3 separate regions of the Homo sapiens genome follow, and all the other regions are linked to region 1. A link is a loop called in an ENCODE intact Hi-C map of the cell type or tissue named here. Cell type or tissue: GM12878. All regions are shown on one strand. Region 1 holds the start of FYB2 (FYN binding protein 2). Region 2 overlaps PRKAA2 (protein kinase AMP-activated catalytic subunit alpha 2). Region 3 overlaps FYB2 (FYN binding protein 2).

Region 1 (8,000 bases):
CTGGAGGGTACTGATTTTAGTCTTGCAGGAATGGCTAGAAGGCTAGGCTTAGCTGTAACTGTCAAGCAGAATGTCTACATCACGTGTCTCTAGCCAGAAAGTATTGGGGTAGAGATTACTCACATGGGAGCTCAGGGCTGCAAGAGTAAGTGTTCTCATAAATGAGGTAGATGGGGTATGACCTTTTATGACACAGTCTCTGAAAGCACAGAGTGTCACATGTACCACACTGTATTGGTCAGAGTAGTCATGATTTCAACCAAGGGATGGGAACATGGGCACCACCTCTTCATGGGAAGATGTCAGAGAATGTGAGGCCAAGTTTTAAAATCCCCCATATAACACATACTAAACATCTACTACACACCCAGTGCTATTCTAGATAATGTAGATATATTATCAAGATGATACCTCCTGCCTGGGCCTCTTCCTTGAACTCTAAACCCACCTATGTAGACCCCCTAAACATATTACGTCTAAAACCAATTCCTAATCTGCTTTCAAACCTGCTCTGTGTTAAGTCATCTTGGTAAACCTTGATTCCACTCTTCCAGATGTTCCAGCTTTACAAGTTGGAGTCATCAACAATTTTCTTTTTTTTTTTTTTGTCTAATCCATTAGTAAATCCTGCTGACCCTACCTTTAATCTATTTCCAGCATCTGACCACTTCTAGCCACTTCATTGCTAAGACTGGTCTGAGCCACCAACCTCTCTTGCTTGGATTACTGCAATAATCTCCTACCTGGTCAGCCAGCTTCTGCACTTTCTGTCCCTAGTATCTATTTTCAAAACAGTAGTCAGATGATCCTTTTAAAATGTAAGCTGGATTGCGTCATTGCCTGGTCCACAATGCCCAGGTGGCTCTCCATTTCGCTCAGAGGAAATGCTTGAGTTTCAACAATGGCCTCCAGGGCCCTATATCATCTGACCCCACTCTCTGAACACTCCTTCACTTCCTCCAGCTCCAGTCATTCCTTGAAACACCCACGACCTTCTGCCTCAGGGCGTTTATATCTGCTGTTACTTCTCTGTAGAATGTTCTTCTCTAAGATATCCACACAGCCCATTAATTCCTATACCTTTTCCAAGTTTCTGCTCAAATGCCACCTTCCATTGACACCTTTCTTGAAATGGTCTCATTGAAAATAGCAGTCCCTCTTCCTGCCTGACCATCCTTATACCCTTCCCTGCTTTGTGTATCTACATTGCAGTTACTGCCATTTGACCCATATATAGATTTTTTTGTCTTCTCTCACTAGAATATGAGGTTTAGGAAGGCAGGTATCTTCAACCGTTTGGTTCACTGCTGCATCTGCAGCACCAAAGCAGGACCTGACCACACAAACCATGTCCTCAATAAATATATATTGAATAAATGAATATTTTGTTAATTTTAAAAAATGAAACCAATCCTTCTTTCAAGATGAGAAACCACTCTTATTTCTCTCTTGATTTTTTTCTCTCTCTGAGCAGTGAAAGTTATATAATCATATTAGCTTATCCCATAAAAATGTGATTAGCTAACAAACATGCTCTTTTGTACATTTTTGTCTAATTTGCCTAACATTCTTCCTGCTGTCCTATTGTAATCCTTGCTAGCGATGCTTGGCTTATAGTTGGCACTGACACATGTAAGCTCATGTCCCAGCTCTGCTGCCAGTGGTATGATACTGAGCAAGTGATAACATTGTCAGTTACCTCATCTACAATAAATGGGGCAATGGCATAGACCACACTGTATTGTCATCAGATAAACTGAAATAATGGATGCCAGTGCGGATCCTGGCCCATCAGAGATGGGGAAAATGTAAGTCAGTTTCCTTTTCTTACAAGCACGCTAAATCTATTCAGCCTGGCACTTTCCCGTCAAGGAGGAGTTTCTTAAAAATTGCTAAGTGGTATGGTCGAGGTGGGGGTGGCGGGGAGAACTCAGAGGAGGGAGATGAAGTCATACCAACATGCCCCTGCTCACCCCTTTCCAAAACTCAGCTATTTGGACTGGAGTGATTTGCCACAGAGAGAAACATGCCCTTTGCCCTGAGACAAAGGGGAGCTTTTCCTGACCAGCAAAAGCTAAAATGGATCCTCTGCCCTGATTTAAAACCAAACTTGTGGGTGAGAAGCCACATGATTCATGGGAGAAAATGACTTGACTCCAAATATATAATAAAAAGTATGGAAGCAACACACACACACACACACACACACACACACACACACACACACACATGCACACGCACATCAAAAGAAACTGACTTACTGAAGACGGAAATAGAGGAGAGTGGAGAATTGGAGAAGGAAAAAGGAAGATGTGGTCAGTCAGGCAAGACGTCTCCAACTGTGCCAACAGCACTCAGCCATCCAAGGGGCAGGGAATGCTGGCGTAGGGCAGGATACTTTTCCATACATCTCTATTTATACAAGCACCTCTGATAGTCTCACAAAGTAGTTATTGTACCAGTAATTCTCTTTCATGAGTGAGGGACCCAGGGCTCAGGATGACGGACACACTTGCCCCAGGCCACACAGTTAACAAGGAGCAGAACCCGGTCTAGAGCCACAAGCCACAAAAGAGCAATGCACAGCCGGCTTCCTAGCACCAAGCACTGCTCTCTGACCAGGAGGCCCGCTAATCACTGCAGAGGCCAGATACAGTCCACAAGGGCAAGTAAACACAGAGAGAAGCCAGCGGGCGCTTCAACGGAGGATCTGGGAATAGGTCAGGAGTCCAGCTGGCTGGGTAGAGCTAGGCCACATGCTGTCATTCCTCAGCACCTCCTGTCCCCTCACACTCCAGGTGGCACAGGACATGGCACACTCCTCTTCCCTCCCACCCGCCCTGAGCAAAGCCAGTGTGAGCAGAAATGCACTGGCTGACACCTGACATGTTTATTCCTGCCCAGGAGGCAGCACACACAAGCAGTTTTTCCCCAGGGCTCTCAAGTGGGAGGAACTTGTCCTGCAAGAAAAGACACACAGAAAGCCAGCAACAAAACTGAGACAGCCTTACCCCTTCCATTGCTTTCCTCCAAGGCAGAGTCAGGGAAACAAGCCCAGCCTCTCAGAGCTGGGTCCTGGGGCCAACAATCCGCTTTCCTCTGTCTCTGCTAGCCAGGGAGCAATCACTTCCCACAGGACACACCTGAGCCCAGGCTCCCCACCTGCCCCATCTGGGCCGAGGCTCCTCCCTTGCCTGGGGCTGGGCCAGGGCCGGCCGCCATCCTCCCAGCTTGGCTTAGACCAGCACCTGCAGGGGACTGGGGAGAGTACTCCACCTGCAGTCCTGCCAAGCCCACCTCTTCTCAGCAAGCGGCTCTTCCCGTTGCTCCCCTCCGGCTGGTCTGACAGTCACTCACTCTCCAGGGCATTTGTGCCCAGGCAGCAGGAGCTGTGAAGGAATGGGGATGGCAGGCTCCTGTTAGTACAGACCATGCAGGCTGGACAGTGTGATCCCCGTTAGTAACAACCTCTGCCAGCTCCGCCCCTGCAGACGGCTACTTAATTTCACAAACCCTTTCTCACGGTCAGGGAAACCAAAGCCCAGCAGGACAGCATGCCTAAGCCCACAGGGGGATTTAGTGGAGGCCAGAAAAGGAGTTAACATAAAGGAGCACCCTGTTTTTGGCCTGGTGTTTATTGAGGCATTTGGATTCCCATTTTAAAAGGTGAAGAATGGCCGGGTGCAGTGGCTCACACCTGCAATCCCAGCACTTTGGGAGGTCGAGGTGTGTGGATCACTTGAGGTCAGGAGTTTGAGACCAGCGTGGCCAACATGGTGAAACCCTGTCTCTACCAAAAATATAAAAAAAATTAGCCAGGTGTGGTAGTGGGTGCCTGTAATCCCAGCTACTTGGGAGGCTGAGGCAGGAGAATTGCTTGTACCTGGGAGGCAGACGTTGCAGTGAGCCGAGATCATGCCACTGCACTCCAGGGGGACAGAGTGAGACTCCGTCTCAAAAAAAAAAAAAAAAGTGAGGAAACTGAGTCTCAGAGAGATGGTAACACCTGCCCATGGTCACATAGGTAGTAACTAGAAGAGCCAGGGTTGGAACCCAGATCTGGCTGACTCTAAAGTGATTTTATTTTGCTGGGGTTATTTTTGTTTGTTTGTTTTTCTGACAGAGCTGGAGATGGAAACCCAAACCTCAGTTGCCAGTTTTGGGGCTTTCAGCTCTCCCGGGGTTGGGGATGGGCAGAGTGGGTGGCCTGCGCCCTGCTTTATGTGTAACCGGTGTGACTTTTCTTGCTTTGTCAAGTTCTTAGAAATCTTCTCCTGTCCTGACCAGGGAGAGGCGGGGTGGAGCACAGGTGAGGAGACCCCGCCTGAGGGCCATTTCCTCTAACAGGTGATTCCCAAACCTGGCTGATCACCAGAGCTGCCTGGGAATCTATCAAAAATACAGGATTCAAGTCCCAGACAAAACACTGCATCAATGCTTCTGGCCCAGGGACTGGCAGTTTGGGTTTTATAAAAGCCTTTGAGGTCTATGTATTTTAAACTTTATTAATGAATGACTCACAGTAAGATGTACCTTTTACATCCTTCCTCAACACACATACACATCAGCTAAAAGAAAAACTCCCCAAAGCAGTACTCACTCTTACCTTGTGTAATCGTGCTGATATTTTCCATTCTGTTCTGAGCCATGACATGCCATTGAATTAAATAAATGGTAGCACTTTCTTGACTTCATGACTCTCTGTTTGGCCAACACTGCTGTGTAGACTCTGCTCCCAGTCAGTTGGGGGGCCTATTTCTGAAGCTAAAGGGGACCCAGGCCAAAAGTCATCTGTAACTTTCCCTTAGCACTCTGGTTCATGCTCCTATGTGTATAAGTTTGTAAATAAAACAGTGGAGGAAGCTCTCGGGAGAACTTGGAGCCCTCCCCGCAGTCCCAACTGATAATTGGGCTGTCAAATTCCCTTTGCTCCTAGTGCAAGGGCTCCCCCTAGTGGCCTCAGGCCAGCCTACACTGGCAGAGTGGGTGGAGCAGGGCAGCAGGACTCTCATCTCCGCCTTCCTGGGAGGTCTGCGCATTTTGCTTTGGTTTCTGGCTAGTTACAGTGCTAGGTCCTAGGCACTAATCATTGGTAGCTGTTAGGGGTGGGTACTGTTTTGCCAGTCGGCTTAAGAGCTATGACTCTTGGAATGGCAGAGGATCCCTTGCTGTATGTCTTACGATCCTCTAGGTGCTAAACTCAGTTTCCCCACTAGCTGCTGGTCTTGGGAAAGTCAACTCTGAGATGTATGTTTCTCATCTGTAAAAGTAAACAAGAGTCTGGCAGCGTTGGCTTAAGGACAAATGGCCATGGGAAAATCTCCTGATAGGGTTGCTTAGCAATGAGTAAACACCAGTAATGTCAGTTCCTCTCTTTCTTTCCCCTCTCCTCCTCAATGGTTGGTGGCTGTGTCATTGTCAAAGTGCCCATGTAGCACTTGGATATACAAATGAAGTAGCATCATTTTATTTCCCTGTAATAATCCCAGTTTTCTCATGGGCCCCCATCCCATAAGTGGCAGATCCTTGTATTCATTTGCTATAAGGAGAACTCATACATGACTACATGGGAGGGTGAAGGCAGAAGAGGTGGGTACAAATTGCTGACATTGTGGGGAAAGTTTTGGATGGGAAATTTGAAGGTTGACCTAAGTTGCAACAGATATCACTACACCTTATGAATAAATATTTCAATTCAGTAAAGATGTATGAAATCCTGCTATATCCAAGGTGCTTTGGTGACCTCCTGCTAGCTTTAGGCCAGGGCAGATCTTACTGGCCTAAAGCCAGGAAGGTTCACTTAATCATGTATAAAGAAATGACTGACTGAGCACCTACTGCCTGCTGGGATCAGTGCCCCAGACCTTGCGAGCATCATTTTATTTAGTCCTTATTATGATCCTAATTTTCCAGCAGAGGAAACTGAGGCACATACAAGTTAAGTCTCCTCTTCAGGTAACACAACCAGTGGAAGATCAGAGACTTCAATCCAGGAAGGCTGACTTCAGAGACCATGCTCACAGGTGCTCTGTTTGCTTCTATTTAAATCGTAGAGAAATACAGAATCATAAACTCACAGCATTGGAGAGCTTGAAGGGTTCTTTGAAGCAGTTTTTTCCAAACTCAATTTTGAACGTAGTCTGTGAGAAAGCTTAGCAGATACTTAGGCTGAAGTTTGGCTCAAAATCTTCTAGATATTTCTAGTTGTTCAAGCCCCTAGTTCCAGTTTGCTCCTCTGCGTAGCAGGGATGACGTGCCATACTCTCCAAAAAGGGCCCATCCATTCTTCGGGGAACTGAGCAGCAGAAATCAGTATTTCCAGCACATTCTTAATGTTTCCAAACCTTACTTTCAATCTCAGATTCTGCTTGGAGCTCTGCAGTGTCTCCTATTATGTCTCAGTCTTTCCTCTCTCAGCAAACATATTACTTACACTTTGTATCATAAGCAATGGTGTGAAACAGAATACCCCGATGTAAAAAAAAAAAAAGGAGCATTTAAAACAGATCTGAAAATGGGAAATCACGTGTCCTCACCTCTTTCTAAGGTAAACTTTGAGCACTGTATGTTATATGATGACAAAGCCAGACTGTGTAGATTGATTGTCAGAGTTAGGCTGGTGCTGCTAGAGTAACCTATTATTAATATTATAATTCTTGTTGGTTAGATTAATCATTTCTGAGGATTTCCAGCACAACATGTAATTTATTTATGTATAATTTATATCCTGACTGCTTTCAAAAGGGAGAGAAGGAAAGATGAAAGAAGTGAAATTTATTGAGAGTCTATTGTGTAGCAGGCTACACAGTTGCATATATTTTCTTCTATTCCTCATGACAATGTTGTGAGATAAGAGATGCTATCTCTGGTTGATGAATGAAGAAAGTGAGGCTCAGAAAGGTTAGGCAGATGTCCTGGCCATGCGGAGAGTACAGTTCTGTTTCTCCATCTGAACTCTGCCCTGCCCTAATCCATTGCTCTTTCCTCCATTCCATGGCGGCTGCAAAAGGGGTTGAGGGAGTGGACCATTAAAAAAACAGGTAAAAAGGATGATATGAAATGAAGATAATAGCCATGTAGAAGACAGGGCAGGTGGGAAGCTAGGAAGGGATGGATAATCAGGACAGAAACATGGGACAATTCGTATAAGGTATACAATTATTTAAAGATAAAATATTTAAGGATAAAATGCCTAGAATTATCTTGGAGGTGTGTGGGTTCAAGAAAGGTCTTGCTTCCATTTTACCAGTTTTTGAAAAACATTTAATCCAGCTGATCTCTCCTTTGCCTTGAATGAAGCTCGCATCTCAATTTTGTGCTCATCTAAGTAAACATCTTAATAAGTGTGTAATAATATAGTAAGAGCTTTTTTGAAGGATGCTAAGCAAACATGACCAAGACAAGTTGCTTTTCTTTTAATTGTCTTTTAATAAGAATCTCAGCACCTGCTTTGAGCCAGGTGCTGTGCTTGGAGCTAGGGATGTAGCAACCCTTTTGGTTCTTGTAAAGAAATGGTCTTCCCCCACTAATGCCAGTTACATTATGTATGCATCACTCAGATGAATTATTAAGATGTTTTCTGATATGCTTGTCTTGTTGAGATCAAAGGAACGCCATTCCTCTGTGGGGAGAAGATGGGGCTTGCCTGGAAGTAAGAAATCTTTTCCAATGTCAATCACTCCCATGTTCCATCATCCAGAAAAGTGAGTCTTTAGACAGAAAACTCAAGCAGGGAACCCCCGTCTCTCTTTGGGTTTGTTTTTCTTGGGTCTGGACTTCAAGGCATAGACATACCACATGAAAGCCATGTTTAGAGGCTCAGAGTACTAGGATGTAGGAGTGGTAGGTCTCTCCACAAAATCCGCAGGTCAGTTGGTATCTTAGTCTGTTTGTGCTGCTACAGCAAAATACCTTAACTGTGTAATTTGTAAACAGCACAAATTTATTGCTCACAGTCGAGGAGTCTGGAGCAAGATGACTGCAGTTTTTGTGTCTCGTGA
Region 2 (8,000 bases), 110 kb before region 1:
TTATTATTTTTATTGATTTTTCACTTTAGGTAGTGAATGCATACCATCTTCGTGTAAGAAGAAAAAATCCAGTGACTGGCAATTACGTGAAAATGAGCTTACAACTTTACCTGGTTGATAACAGGAGCTATCTTTTGGACTTTAAAAGCATTGATGGTAAGGAAGCTATGCATGCATGAGCTCTGAGAAGATAAAACTTGGCACTAGTTGACCAGATGTTAAAATCATCTCGAAGACATCCGGTGGGTAGGTCCTGCACTGGTTTTTAAGCAATCTAGACTTAACCAAAATGTAAGTGAAGTGAAAAGGATGAAAGACATGTTGAATACCTCTTACCTGGCATCTTTCCACAAGAAGTATCTCCGTGGCGTAAAAGAATCATTTGAAGTGTTGGCCGTGGAGCACAAGTAAGGAACAACAGGGAAGCAGGTTTTACTTTTCAAAATTAACTGACTTGTCAGATTCTTTGTCATATTTCTCCATTCATATTTTATTAGTTAGTATTATAGTGTCTAAACTTTCTCCTTCATCACCTTTCCTCATCCTGGGTGGCCAGGGCGACCAAATAGGTCTCCATTGGGATTTGGGTTGGATTTAGGTACCCATGGCAATCAAGGAGCCAAAGGCGTCAGGGAAAATTGTCATGTCCAAGAACTTAGTGTGTGCCAAGAATTAAACTTGGGTAAACCAAATCTGATTATTCATTTCAGAGGCCCAAGTGGGATAAAACCAGAATAAACTAAGGGTCAGGTGCTGGATGGAACAAGAATGGAACGGAGTTTAGAGTTAGGGAAGTTGTTTTAAACGAAGCATTTAAATTTTACTCTTGAACTACCATCAACTATGTATGGTAGTGTTTATATGGATCCCAGACCTGTTTCATCGAAATTACATGTTGTTGTTATTAAAACGCAGATCCCTGGGAACCACTCCAGACCTATTAAATCAGAATTTCTGGAGATTGGTCCTGGGAATCGTAGAAAATGCAGTTTTAACAAGATTTCTCTCACTTTGCCCTCCACCTCCCCAAGGCAATATATGATGGTGACTTTTGTTTTTACCTTAGTGATTTTTTTTGTTGATATGCTAGAAGAAAATAAGTTGTCAAGGATATGCTTTCTTCACATGCAGAGATATCAGTTTGATTCCAATATCAATGCCGATTACTCCAATTTGAGCAGGACTTAGGGGCCACATTTTGACTGTGTGCAAGTCTTGTGATTGGTAGCGATGTTTGTTATGATTGTTGGAAGGAAGAAGACTGTGTTTCTACAACACAGAAACATGACATTCATTATTAAGTTGCCCTTGCTCAGATGTGTTTACTTAATATTCTGAATATCATAAATTCATAGGAAGGGCTTGGGCATATATACTTTCCATATAAATTGCTCTTCTTTGGTCCATTTCAGATGAAGTAGTGGAGCAGAGATCTGGTTCCTCAACACCTCAGCGTTCCTGTTCTGCTGCTGGCTTACACAGACCAAGATCAAGTTTTGATTCCACAACTGCAGAGAGCCATTCACTTTCTGGCTCTCTCACTGGCTCTTTGACCGGAAGCACATTGTCTTCAGTTTCACCTCGCCTGGGCAGTCACACCATGGATTTTTTTGAAATGTGTGCCAGTCTGATTACTACTTTAGCCCGTTGATCTGTCTCTAGTTTCTTTCTGTTATTGCACTATGAAAATCAGTTATATTCTTTAAATTTTTATCTTACTTTTGGATAATATCCACTGCAATACTAATTGAGAAACATGAATTATTTCCAGGGGCACACAATGCTATTGAAATTACTGAAAACAAAATATCTGACATCTTATTTACTTGTAGAAATCTGTAATTCTATTGTGCCTATGATAAATTCACATAGGCAATATCTTTAATAGGTTAATATCAATGAAGATTTTTAATTACAATAATGAGTTCACTACAGACGATTAACACACCACACTGGCGAACCATCTCAATGTAAGGGTGGTTTGGCAACACCTCCTTGCTTTGCTGTTTGGTGTAGGTAAATCTAGTTTACTTCCTAAATTTCAGTAGGCTTTATGCTGTGTTTATGCCCCCAATTTATTTTAACAAAAGAAGATTAAAAAGTAAAAGAACCACGAGTAAGATATTATTTAAATGTTGAAATCTTAAAAACCTGCCTCCAAGATTTCAGAAGCCAAGTTTTTCTAACAGTATTTGTACAAATACTGCCTAGTGTATTCAACAGAAGGACTGTGGTCATGTAACAGGTAACCACAATTTTCAGGTTTCTTAAAAACAGCTGTAACTAACTCAGGATTTTTATCTTGAGATTTCCCTGAATAATATATTTATCTTAAGAGCCTTCAAGTTTCAAATTAATATTGGAACATCTGGAATTGCAACAACTTTTGTCTTTTACATAAACTTACGTCATTTAAAAAATGTCTTCAAAATCTACCTTTCTCAAATTCTTTTTGCCTCTATTTATTTTTGCATTTCACCAACAGTGATAAAATAGTTAAATGAAACAAAGCAAAGTATCAACAGTCCCTTAAATGAGAATCCTTATCTTTGATCTTTATTTTCTGTGTTAGGTGTTAGGGTCCTGGTGCAGCTCATAATGCTAATTCTTCATTGGAAGCCACTCCCTTCACCTCACCTCACCTAGTCACTATTGTCTTTGTTCATTGTTTGATCCTGAGTGGTTGATTGATATAGCTTTGAATCTTTTCTAGTCCAAGTTTGAAAACACTGTTCTGGCCCTAAGGGCTGGCTATGACCTTTACTGTTGAACCTGATAGGGCAGGGAAGCTTTGAACATCAAGAAAAAATTTTTATCTTAAATAAATAAATATATATATTCACACACCAGTGCTTTTAAGCAAAAACCAGTTTTTTTGTTTGTTTGTTTTGCTTTGTGCAGGTTTTCTTTAAGATTAAAAAAACACAAACTATAGCAGGGTAGATAATAGTTTATTGATTATATTTTGTTTTAGTAAAAGTATTTAATTTTAAATTCTGTGTAATTTATCTAATTTGTATTTATTCATTTGTTATTTTTATGTTGTAATTAACACTTATTTACCTGGATTACCCTAAAAAAATTAAGCTCTTGAAAACAAAAAAATGACATTACCTTGACAGGCTTCTCTTTGCCAAAAGTAATGTATGTTCTGCCAAGAAGCAAATGAGAATGTTAGACTAAGTTTCTCCTGTGTTAGTGGAAAACAAGTGTGTCTATCTTTAAATATTCTTTGAATCAGGAGTTTGCGTTGTGTCACATCATATGGCTTTGCAGATCTTTTAAAAACTGATGTTAAATAACTTATAAGTCCAACTTCTTAATATCAAGATAAATGAATAGTTCACCAATTTGGGAAGGAGGGCGGGTTGCAATTTGAGATAGTTTAAGGTTTAATTATTGAAAGACTGCCATCTTGTGGCACCAAAAGGTAATTTTTACATGATTATTTGTATAGTGATAAGCAGTCCTGCTGTGTTAGCCTGGTCCATTATAGATATGGCATAGTTTTGGGTTCTCTAAATGGGTCCATACCTCTTTTGGGAAAAAACAGGGCCACCTCATAATATTTGCCTGATTATGAATGGAATTACCTTAGAAATAAGGAACTAATCAGATTACTTAACCCCAATGACAAAATCCACAAAAATTTTGAAGGCAGAGAAACAGAAGGAATCCAGTGATGTTTTAGCTCCATTAGTCTAATAGGTCAGATATTAAAAAATTGTTCATATCAAAATTACCTTATATGGATTATTGCCATGTTTTTTGAGAGTTAATTATTTACTGTTTTCTAATTCTTGCCAGTATTTATGAACAGCTGTAGCTTGATATTTACCTACTGAATTTTAGGAGAACTAATGGTCACAGTTTGGGTTCTTTTATGTGTATGTTTTTAAAACAGCTATTTTGTGAATCTAGGTGGTTGGTTTTTAGAAGATTTCAGGAGATGCAGTCCAGCACAATTAGAGCTGGAACATTGTTACAGCAGGCTTTTTGTTGCTCATGGGCAGATAGAGGGAAAGAATCAGTTGTTAGCCCCAAATTTCCACATTTCAGTGTTGTAAACTCTGAATGTGATAGGTAGATGTGGGCTAAGAATAATTTCCTCCAGTGAAGACACGGGAGAAGAGCTTCTATTATGAGGTTATAGATAAGGCCTTAGTTATATCATGGAAATGGACTCCATGTAGTTCTAGAACTGCATTTCCCAAAGTATATCCTGTGAGATGCTCCACAGAAAAAATGATTGCATGGACTAAGTTTGAAAAATGTTGCATGCTACTCTTCCCCTCGAAGATGACAGTGGATGTCAGCATTAAAGACTTTGACAGGTCTTTCTGTGAAAAAAAGAAAGCCACATAACTTTGTTGAACTTTGCCCAAATTAATTTTTCATTTTAAAAAACTTAATAGCCCATGAAAAGCAAATTTGGGAAATACATTTTTTAGGAAAATACTGTCCCAGAATGCCATAATTAGGGTAGTTAATAATTAACACTTCCATTTCTCTTACTGGTTGTTGGGAGAATCTGATTGAAAATTAGAATTACTTTGTTTTAACTTGCAGACATGTTCATCGTGAGTGAATGCTGGATTAAATAGAATTTTCTGTGTCTGCAACTTGTTTCATGACACCTTGGTTTTCTTAATCATCTTGTATTATTATTTGAGTGCAACATTATTCTTATGCATGGGTGACTGAAAAACCTGAAACAAGATTACTTGTTAAAAAAAAGTCTAAGAGACTAATGACTCATGCTTATGGCTCAGTGGGTAATGAATCAGTGTCACTGATTCTTACTTTTAAAATGTGTAGTCAGTGAACATTTTCTAAATACTTTTCTTTGGGATACCATATGAAGATCTAATTCCTTATGTTTCAGTGTAGGAACAGCTACCTTCTCAAATAGAATATGCAGGGAGGGAAGTAGGCAAACCATTTACAAGTTGGGTTTTTGTTTTGATTAACCTGTTAAGAGACACTTTTGTAATCTCTAGTGTTTACATTCCTTTATACTAGCTATCTATAAAGAGAATCCAGAAGGCTAAATTAATCAGAAATAATTATATTTCTATGTCAGGGTATTGGCTATATGTAGCATGAACAATTCTCCATTTTCTGCAAATGGGTTTTTCAGGACAGTTTTATAATTCTGAGTTTGCTTTTTCTTATTCCCTAGACAGTTTGTACTCAGGGAATACAAATTGATTTTTACTGTTAAATGAGACATAGTTTAGAAAAAATCATAAGCAACTATTGTAGATTTTTGATCTGTTTGGATTTATCTGTAGCATTGAATAATGTGCAGTGTACTGAGTTAATGTAGGCACCTCACTTTGGATTTATAAAATGTAAAAACCTGGAACATGCCTGCCACAGACACCACTTTGTCTATTCACCGGGTACTAATTTACATCCTATTAATGGTTGTAAAAGCTGAGTGTCTAAATGCTAGACATGTTCACAATTTTGTCTGTTTTTGTTTATTTGTTTTTAAGACCCAAACCTTTTCAATCTTGCATTTATTTACTTGGTTCTCCTGTGTCACCCTGTGGCTTTTTAAATAGGGAATGTAATTTATTTTAATAGTAGTTCTCAAAGACTCTATTAAAAACTCTGGACGAGGGATATGTGCAATCTGTTGGTAAGTCACATCCTATGTTTGGCCTCATTTTTATAACTCCTAAAATGAGAAAGGTAGATTTTAACACTTCTAAGGTACCTTTGAGCTTTAAAGTTCTTTTCTGCTTTTCCATATGATTTGTGTTAGTGTTCACTTTTTATATATTTAGAGTTTTTATATGAGTGTGAATGTTTCTGTTTTGATTTGGTGAGGCATGTCAGAGGTATATACTTGAATATTTTTCTAAATACAGCTGCTGGAGGAATGCAAATGGCAAAAATCATCCAGAAAACCAAACACGGTGAAACATCACATCCATTTGGCATGAAGCAAAGCATTACAAATTTGGAGTGATGAAAGTGTTCCATATATTTTTTATAGTGATTTTTCGATCTAGAGACCCTTCATATTGTTTACTTACTATTACGATAACTTTGAGAGGTAACCAGAGAAAGCATTTTTGCCATTTCCAGATGAGGAAGCAGGACCAGAAAGCTCTTCATAAAGCTTTAACACCATACAAGTATCCAGCAGTGATCAATTGCTCTTTATAGGAAACCACCTTTCCTCTGGGGAAGAACAGTCTGAATTAATAAAACATCAGAGTGGTTGAGTAGTAAAAATAAACACAGATGTATTGCTTTCAAGTCTTAGAGTGACATAAAGTAGTCTTAAATAAATAGTTCTTAGTTTATTTTAAGCAGTTGATTGTACTAACGAGATGTAATTATCTGAAGTATTTATGATTAGCATATTGGTTTTTATAAGTATTTCTGAGTTATTGAGGGTGCTTAAAAATGCTGAAGAAACTTTAAAACATGATTCTTCTTATAATTTTATGTGATTCTTATAGCACAATCATTTTTGAAAAAGGAAAACTAGGCTGGGTGTAGTGGCTCATGCCTATAATCCCAGCACTTTGGGAGGCCAAAGTGGGTGGATCACCCGAGTTCAGGAGTTCGAGACCAGTCTGGCCAACATGGTGAAACCTCGTCTCTACTAAAAATACCAAAATTATCCGGTGTGGTGACAGGCTGCTTGTAATCCCAGCTACTCGGGAGGCTGAGGCACGGGAATCTCTTGAACCTGGGAGGCAGAGATTGCAATAAGCCAAGATCATGCCACTGCATGCCAGCCTGGGTGACAGCACAAGACTGTCTCAAAAAAAAACAAAAAAAGGAAAAAGAAAACTAGCCCCAGTCCCTGTCTAAATTGTTATAGTTTTTGACTATTATCTGAATTAGTCTTATCCAAATTTCATATGCAGATTGATTTTTCATTTTGTATGTATATTACATGATATAACTATTTTCATAGAATATATTTCTAATTTACAAACACTGAATTATTAGCTTGATAGAGTTTCTCCCAAACCTTATAAAACTTTGAAATGTACTTATGTTTGAGCTTTAAAAATTATAAAAACTTCATTTAAACAAGTTGCTGGCATCATTACTAGCCTTTCCACCTATAATTATGATGCATTTGATGCCACTGAACAGTAATAGCACAAAGAACAGGTCACACAGTCTAGACTGGATTGAGTTTTAATTAAACTTCTTCATCCATAGCCTGATAAGAATCAGGCTGGGTCTAGAAGAGTTATCAGACTGTAGGCCTGTATTAATTTTGCAAGCTAATGTTAATGTTTACTGCCAGCCTTGCATAGCAATGCCAGTTTGCAGTTGTGACTATGATGTGACTTTTGGTAAAAATGGTTTATATCTAAAGTAGTTTAGATTTTATGGAAGTGGCTCTTGATTGTTTGGACAAGCAGGGTAGGTAAATTTCAATTACGTTTGAAGTGTAATTAAATCCTAGAATAGAGCACTCTCCAGAAAAAAAAATGAAAAAAGAATTTGGAGAATATCCTGGCATGAAAACTTTTTTGAATAATACGTAGAATTTTGACAAGGTTCATACAGTGCATACAGTGTGACCTTTTCTGAGGTGGGCAGGGAGGGTTGCTACGTTGTGTTGATTTAAAATTTCAAGGAGGAACAAAAACATTCTAGCCAAGGAGAATTGCATTGTTATTTTTTTTTCTACTAATTTAAACGTGCATTTTTCACAGTTACACATTTAAGTTTTGCTACCAAAAATGGCCATTTTTCTAGACAGATAACATTTTCCTAAAGTGGAAGAGAGATCCACTGTTCTAAAAAAAAAAAAAAAAAAAAACACTAAATTGTGCCTTCTCCCTTAAATTATAAGAAGAGTAATAGTAAAAACTTGTTTAAACTATATTTTCTTTTTTTCTAATCCCTCTCAGTTCTCCTTAGATCTGCCTCCTACAAATGATCATGTTGTTTGCATCTGCCTGATTGAGTTCCCTTGGTCAAACCTCTCCCTATCACTATCAGAAGTTGTTCAC
Region 3 (8,000 bases), 62 kb before region 1:
CTATTTGAGCAACTCTCCTTTTTTATTATTTTTCTTTAGACATGCCTTCCACATCTTATACTGCTGGTAAATACAATGCCCTTCATGATATAGCTAAATCATCTTACCTCTGAGAATGCTTCCCTGATTCTCCCAAGCAGTCATACCTTCTCTACTCTTCTAACACTTTGTTCTTCCATATTGTCTTACAATACATCTATCTATGGATCTATCTCCAGTCCCTCCACTTTGCCTTGTCAACCACTAAAAATCAAGGCAGAACTATCTTATTCACATGTGTAACTCCAGCATTAATGCTGTGTAATCCATGATAGGAAAAGCTGGTTTTTGCACCTCACTTCTGTGTTGTTAAACTTCCATAGCAGTGATAATATTTTATTGTGATTTCCTATTTATTTGGTCATTTTACCCTCCAAGTAACCCCTCACTCCCAACTACTCTGGCTTCCCCTCCCATCTTGGATCAAGGGTAGAAAATATATTCTATTCAGTTTTGTACCTCAGAATCTAGCAGCATCTGAAGAGTAAAAGCTCAATAAATGTTGAACTAAATAATGAATCATTTGACCTGTGCCTTACCATGTGACCAGCACTGTGTTAGTGCTACAAGGTATTTATGAAAGTCATAAATTTAGGGACAGGCAGGAACTCAGGGAGAGAGAGGAAGGTAGCCCATCCAGCTAAAGCAGGTTTTCTCCATGATTCAGCACACGTTTTTAGATTCAACCAGGAAATTTTGATATTTGCTTCTCCAGAGCTCATCAACCATGCTTTTTAAAAATATATTAGAATAACTCCAGGGAGAAGGGCTAGAAACAGACTCTGAAGAGGCAGGTAAGAGCACTACTATGTGCCAGGGCATTCCTCTGGACCCAAGAAGTGTGAGAGGTACCAGGAACACCAAAAACATTAAAACATTGGCCCTACATACAAGGAGCTCCCAGACAGGAAGGGGAGTAGGGAGGGGAGGATGAATTCTCATGTTAGCAAACTACATACAGTGGCATTTGTGCAAACATACTGTGCAAACAGACCTTACAGTGGTACCACAGGCAAGGGATTGGTCACTTCTCTCAGGGAGTGGAATGAAGGAAGGGTTCATACATGAGGGGTGCTTGATGGATTAGTAGAAGCTTGCCAGACTGTTAAATTGGGGTGAATCAATGACTTAAAAGAGCAAAGGCAAAGAGACTTCAAACAGCATGGTGCATTTCAGAAATTGTCAGTTCTTTGGAATTCATGTTATTATTATTTTCCTGTTTGAGTGTGTGACTCTCCCACTAATTCAGGAGATCCTGAAAGCAATAGCGAGGTCTCCATCACTGCCAAAGCCCCACTGGTGAGCACATATCTGGCACATGTTGGGTACTCAGTAAATGTTTGCTGAGTGCAGCATGGGCTAGAACAAGATAAGAGGGGGAGGCAAGGCAGGATCATGGATCACTTCCTCTGTACTAGGCACCTTGCAAGGTGCCGGGGAAACTGAACCAGGCTAGCTCAGTTTGGAAACATAGCTGGCCCATAGAGGAAAACTAGTTCAGTCATCAGAAAGTCAGTGCTTGGACAGGTGCTTTTCTTTTGAAAGATAAAACTCACCTAGGTTCTGGATAGGGAAAATTCTTCCCAGGCTGAAAGTAAAGTGGAAAATGGTTATTTTCATAAATCAACCTGAATCAGGCTCTGTTGTTTGGTTACAGATCATTAGAGACTACACCAAAAGGTGAGGGGGATGAAGCCTCAGTAGAGAGCAAAGGCAGACACTGACCACAGAAAGTTCCAGGAACTGTTGCAGTGGGGCTGAAGATCAATCAGAAATGAAAACAAGCATTTCTGAAGTTATAGGTCATGCCCAAAGGAATGTATGATGTGACTCAGAAAAATTGTTGTATGCACACCTTTCCCAAAATGCATCGGAAACGTAAATAACTTCTAAATCCTATGAGAAAATATGAATTTGTGGGATTTAAGCAATATTTTACTGGGCAAATTGGTATTCACAAGTGCACAAGTAATGCTGGAATTTCTCCGTTACTCGCTGATCATGTGCCCTGTGATCACCGCTCAAATCTTGCAGGATCTAGATTTGGCTCCATTAAAATTATGTCCCAATGATCACAATGTAGCCCCTCATTTATTCAGTGATTATAGATCTGGTGACATTCATTATTTGGAATCTGTCTAAGAACTCTGAGAAGAATAGAAAATATCTAAGCATCTAAAATGCCATCACAAAATCCAGGTATCATAGCTCATTATACTCTCCTTTGAGGGCAGCCCTGGAAACCATTATTCAGAGACTATTGGTTCTTATTTTACACATAATTCTAGCAAATTAGATGCAGCACTGGTAGAATGACAAGTCAGACAGACCTTGTTTTATATCTTTGTTACATGATTTACAGGTTACTAAACCTCTCTGAACCTTAATGTCATCTGTAATATGGGAGCAGTGATATCAGCTCACAGGGTAACTATAAGGGTTAAGCACTACTGTCTATGCACAAGTGCTATCACACCAGAGGGACTTGGTACATGTTTGACCACATGAAAAACTCATTGCTAGACACAAAGATCGTGACAGTAGAAAAAAAGGGAAAAGAATACAAAAAACTGACTTGTGGTAGTTTGGTGTGAAGGGAACTAGTTCTTCTGCAAAGGCTCAAGAGCATCTCAAAAGAAGAGCATAAACTATGTTGACTCAGTCCCTTATAGTCAAGAATATTCCAAGTCATTAAGAAAGGAAGAGATCAGATTCCACTCACTGAGCTTAAAAATACAGAGATAAACACAAAACATGTATGAGAGTTAAAAGATTTAAAAATTAAAAATAATTGTATGTTTTACTTAAAACAGAAAATTGGGATAAAATGGGATAAAATTCATTTACTTGGCAAGTTCATTTGTGCAGAACAGTTTATTATTTGTTGATGTTGCCAGGTACATGAAGCATTTTAATAGGCTATTTCTACTGCCATTAATAGAAATAATAATCATTCATATTTTTCTAGTGACAAAGTGTATCCACAAATGAATAATCCTTACCAGCAAGCATAAGAGAACCAAAACAGAGAGATGAAGGATCTAGACTAAATGTACCCAGTGAGAAAAGAGTAGAACCTTAACTGATCCCATTAAAACACTGGGTAAGGGCCTTCTATGAGCTTACACAGTGCTTACATACTGTGTTTGCCTTACTTCTCCCAGATATTCAGTGAAACAAGTATTGGTCCCTTTATTTATTGAGCATCTGCTACTGCAGATACAGTAACCACAAGACATATGCTTCCTGTCCTCATGGAAAATATGCCTTTTCTTTCCTTCTTTTCTTTCTTTTCTTTTCTTTTCCTTTCTTTCTTTCTTTTTCTTTCTTTCCTCTTTCCTTCCTTCCTTCTTTCTTTCTTTCTTTCTTTCTTTCTTTCTTTCTTTCTTTCTTTCATTCTTTCTTTCTTTCTTTCTTTTCATTCTTTCTTTTTCTTTTTTTTTTGATACAGGGTCTCAGTCTGTCTACTGCCCAGGCTAAAGTGTAGTGGTACAATATCGGCTCGCTGCAACCTCCACCTCCTGGGCTTAAACGGTCCTCCTGCCTCAGCCTCTCGAGTAGCTGGGACTACAGGCATATACCACCACTCCTGGCTAATTTTTGTATTTTTTTTTTTTTTTGTAGGGACAGTATTTCACCATGTTGCCCAGGCTGGTCTTGAACTCATGGGCTCAAGTGATCTGTCTGCCTTGGCCTCCCAAAGTGCTAGGCTTATAGGCATGAGCCACTATGCCTGGCCAAGAATACACCATTTTATAGAGGACACATCTAAGTCTCAGAGAGGTGAAATGCTCTGTTTCAAGCACTTACTAATAAGCTGTATACCTTCATTTATCTTATTTTCATTCTCACAAGGACCTCAGATGTGAGTTCTTTATTATCCCCATTTTGCAGGTGAGGAAATGGGCATTCAAGATCACATAGCCAGGAGTTGGGATTGAGGCCAGCAGTGATTCTGCTTGGGCCCTAATCAGGTTGCTATGCTGCCTCCAGGTGGCACCTGACACCATGTCTAGCAGGAGCCCAGAAAGCATGCCCTAAGGGGTCTGAAAGCCAGGATATACAAACCTGGATTGTGCCATAGAACTCTTCTCACTGGAAGTCATAGTTATTAAAAGCTAGTTGTCACTGCCCACCACAGAAAAGGGCTATGGATGAATTGGGACCATTTCCTCCCATCCTATCACACATTTTTGTCTCTGACAGTAACAGGGCTCAAAGTGCAGACTCTTAGAAGCTGGAGTCTGGAAAATCCTCAGAAATAGGAGGAAAAATGAAAACAAAGACATTTTTTCCCTCTAAAAGATACTACTTTAGAATCAACCTTGCATGCTTATTTTACTTTTAGTTACAATGTTGGTAAGGAGAAACAATACCTTTTGGAGTTCTTCAATTCCAACTTCATAAGTTGCTAAAGTAAACATAAAAAAATTATTTCAAGGCAGCTGATCCACCCATTTCTTATAGCACCCAGGATTAAAGCAGTTATAAAAGATTCCAGAATTCAGTTTTCTCACCTTTAAGAACATCAGACTATGTAAAGCTCTATCTAGAAAGTTTGGGAAATTATGGGGTCAGTGATCATGGTTTTAATTTCTGTGGGGATTTCCAGAATGGAATTTACAGTCGATGAAGCATGTGAAACCATTTCAGTTTCCTGTTTTGGCAAACAGATACACACTCCATGCTTAAAAGAAAGCACTAAAATTTAGTGGCAGCTCAGAAGGCAAACGTGAAAGGAAAGGAAAAGGAAAAAGCCTAAATCCCACTTCAACAAAATGAATTCTCTATCATGCCCCAAAGTGCTCTGTTCCACAGCCATTTTTATTTCCTTAAATACAGTTTGAAAACACGAGCACACCAACTAAGGCTGACCCACCTTTTGACTTTTCCAATAGTTCTGTGGATTTTATTTAATGACATGATGCCAATCTTAATTACAGTCATGCATCGCTTAACAATGGGGATCTGTTCTGAGAAATGCATCCTTAGGTGATTTCATCATCACGTGAATACCATAGAACATACTTATACAAACCTAGACGGTATAGCCTACTACCTTCCTAGGATATAGGGTATGGCCTATTGCTCCCAGGCAACAAAACTGCATAGCATGTTACTGTACTGAATACTGTAGGTAATTGTAACACAGTTATAGATAGTTGTGTATCTAAACATAGAAAAGGTACAGTAAAAATACAGTATTATCATCTTATGGGACCACGGCTGGATACACAATTCATTGTTAACTGAAACATTGTGTAGCACATGACTATATTAATAAATACAAGTAATGACAAGAATTTGAGTTCAAACACTGTTCTGCCACTCCTACATAGGGTGTTTCAGACAAATTACTTCATTTCTTTGAGCCTCAGCTTGCTCATCTATAAAAATTGACCAATTGGTACCTGCCTTACAGAGTTAATGGGGAGATTCAAGGAAATAATTTAAGAAATTTGGCCAGGTGTGGTGGCTCATGCCTGTAATCCCAGCACTTAGGGAGGCCAAGGCAGGTGGATCACAAGGTCAGGAGTTCAAGACCAGCCTGGCCAAGAGAGTGAAACACTATCTCCACTAAAAATACAAAAATTAGTCAGGCACAGTGGCAGGCCTATAATCCCAGCTACTCTGGAGGCTGAGGCAGGAGAATTGCTTTAACCAGGGAGGCAGAGGATGCAGTGAGCCGAGATCGCGCTACTGTATTCCAGCCTGGGCAACACAGTGAGACTCCATCACAAAAAAAAAAAAAAAAGGAAATTTAACATACCTAGCAGAACACTGGACATTGTATAGAAAATGGCAATGTTTTTTGATAAAATTGCTTGGTTGGTTTTCTTTGCTTAAAAGTTATTTATAAAAGTTTTATCCCTACTGTTAATGAACATATGTGCATAAAAGGACTCCTCCCTCTGTTTTTCTCTTTCTTGCTGCTAAAGTCCTGAAGCTTTAGAAAACTGACTGAACAATATGTTGCATTTCCAAGCTTTTATTATTCTAAACATATAATACACTGACAAAATCAATGAAATGCTAGGTTTTGTTTAGGGACTGTCAGCATATAATTGTTGACACAGACCTAAAATTCTACATGGATAATTAATAATATGTATTTCAACTTGGGTAATTGTACACATAATACTTTAAATTAGGTAATTGTACACTTATTAATACTTTAAAAATACCTGTTTGTGATACAGTTTGCCCAATATCCATTCCTGATATGAATTTGCTTTCCAATTTTAAAAATAATAATCTCCTCCTTTCTACTCCAATTTATTTACTTGTCTATGCTTTTCAAAAACAAATCATGAGCTCATTTGCTTCTCCTAACCACCTTGAGATGGATATTATTACTTATTCTGTCTTAGAAATGATGAAACCAAAGCCAGGAGAAGCCTTACTTGCCATGGCTAGTAAACAAAGATAATACACATTCAATTAATAACGTATTCATAATGTTGTTACTGCTTTTTAACAAAGTGGAGGTTCTTTCGTGGCAAGCTAAGCTATCCAAACTTAGGTAGGAATTCCAACATATATTCCAAGGTAGGAATATAGAGGATAAAGGGCTACATCCCAAAGGATCAGAAATGGACTAGGAATTATGACAAGAGCATGTGATCTGCAGCATCAGAGTCCTCGCTTACTTTCTGCACAGAGTTATATAACCCTCTCTCCACTGATTAGTTTTATTGTGCAGGCAGAGAAAGGACAAATATCTGAAGATGGTCCTCAGCAATCCTCCAACTGCTAGTGTCACAACACGGTCATGTCTTGGAGGCCTTTTGTTCCTTCTCCTCATCCTGTCTGTATGATCTTGGAAAAGTCCCATTACCTCTTTTACACCTGGAGGTGAAATGTTTATTACTAACATAATAAAAATAATAATTTAAAAGAAACTAACATTTTTTATACTTATAGATAGCAGGCACTATGCCAAGCATTTAAATGCATTATTTCATTTAATTCTCAATGACAATCACTACTAATATTCCAATTTTACTGACGAGGAAACAGCCAGCCAGACAAGTGAAGTAAATTGTCTAAGATCACTCAGGTAAGAAACGGCTTGCAAATTTTCTTCCATCCATGGCTTTATTAATTTAAATGGAATGTTATGCAGAAGTGTAAACACAAGTCTGAAGGTATCTGCGAGAGTCTCCAAGACTCTTCAAAAAATTCTCTGGGGCCTAGAAGTACAGTCTGCAAAGCACTAGTCTATATGACCTCTGAGGACAATTCTGCAGAGCTTTTAGAACAGCCTGAATCATGTATGCCCAATGCCAAGTTCTGTATAAAAGAGATGAAACCTCACCAAAGGCACCAGTGCTGAGCTAAGCACTAAACAAGGATGGTCTTCCCTGTTTTCTTGGCCTTGTTCAAGGGACAGTCACCCAAAGGCAACAGCAAAAGCCAACCACCTTGACCTCTTTCTCCTTCCTTCCCTCTCTCCTTCCCTTCCGTCTCTCTCTCCCTGCCTCTTTGAAAGGTATCATTTAGATGTCTCACCTTTGGTGTACAAAAAACAAAGAGGAAACATTCATTTTAAGTTAACTTTTGTATAAGGTGTGAGACTTAAGCCAAAGTTTATTTTCGTTTACCTATGGCAATTGGTCCAACACCATTTTTTAAAAGGCTGTGTTTCTTCTATTGAGCTGCCTTTACATCTTTGTTAAAAAAAATAACAACAACAGTTGGGCATATCTGTATAATTCTATTTCTGAATTCTCAATTCTGTTCCATTGTTCTACGTGTCTCTCTTTGCCAATACCAGATAGTCTTGATTATTATACTGATAATTCTTAAAACTGATATACTAATGCCTCCCTTTTATTTTTCAAAATTGTTTTTAGGTATTCTAACTCCTTTGCCTTTCTATATGCATTTTAGGATAATCTTGTCTGTATCTGCAGAAGATCCTACTGGGATTTTTATAGGAATTTTATTAAACCTGTGTA

What was found. Peaks named below come from ENCODE experiments on the same cell type or tissue, not always from the same donor. Only the 100,000 strongest peaks of a DNase experiment are listed, where the experiment ranks them.
Region 2: it touches region 1 in a loop (2.8-fold over the local background); 10 of 110 quality-filtered maps call a loop at or near these places.
Region 3: it touches region 1 in a loop (4-fold over the local background); 26 of 110 quality-filtered maps call a loop at or near these places.

The regions. Positions count from the first base shown.
Region 1 is chr1:56,816,271-56,824,270 of GRCh38, forward strand. FYB2 (FYN binding protein 2) reads right to left here and starts at 3,134. Exons shown (of 20, transcript NM_001004303.5): 1 at 3,012-3,134. The coding sequence starts at 3,020. RefSeq lists an enhancer at 158-207. In GM12878, a CTCF peak has its summit at 4,950 (motif pointing left); a DNase peak (open chromatin) is centred at 912.
Region 2 is chr1:56,706,063-56,714,062 of GRCh38, forward strand. PRKAA2 (protein kinase AMP-activated catalytic subunit alpha 2) reads left to right here. Exons shown (of 9, transcript NM_006252.4): 8 at 30-156; 9 at 1,413-8,000. The coding sequence ends at 1,651. Among named protein-coding and RNA genes, the nearest start is that of PRKAA2, 65 kb to the left of the region's middle. In GM12878, a CTCF peak has its summit at 3,412 (motif pointing left); a DNase peak (open chromatin) is centred at 1,562.
Region 3 is chr1:56,754,301-56,762,300 of GRCh38, forward strand. It overlaps FYB2 (FYN binding protein 2), which reads right to left. Exons shown (of 20, transcript NM_001004303.5): 6 at 4,416-4,450; 7 at 1,596-1,627. Among named protein-coding and RNA genes, the nearest start is that of FYB2, 61 kb to the right of the region's middle. In GM12878, a CTCF peak has its summit at 4,019 (motif pointing right); no DNase peak of the experiment used is centred here.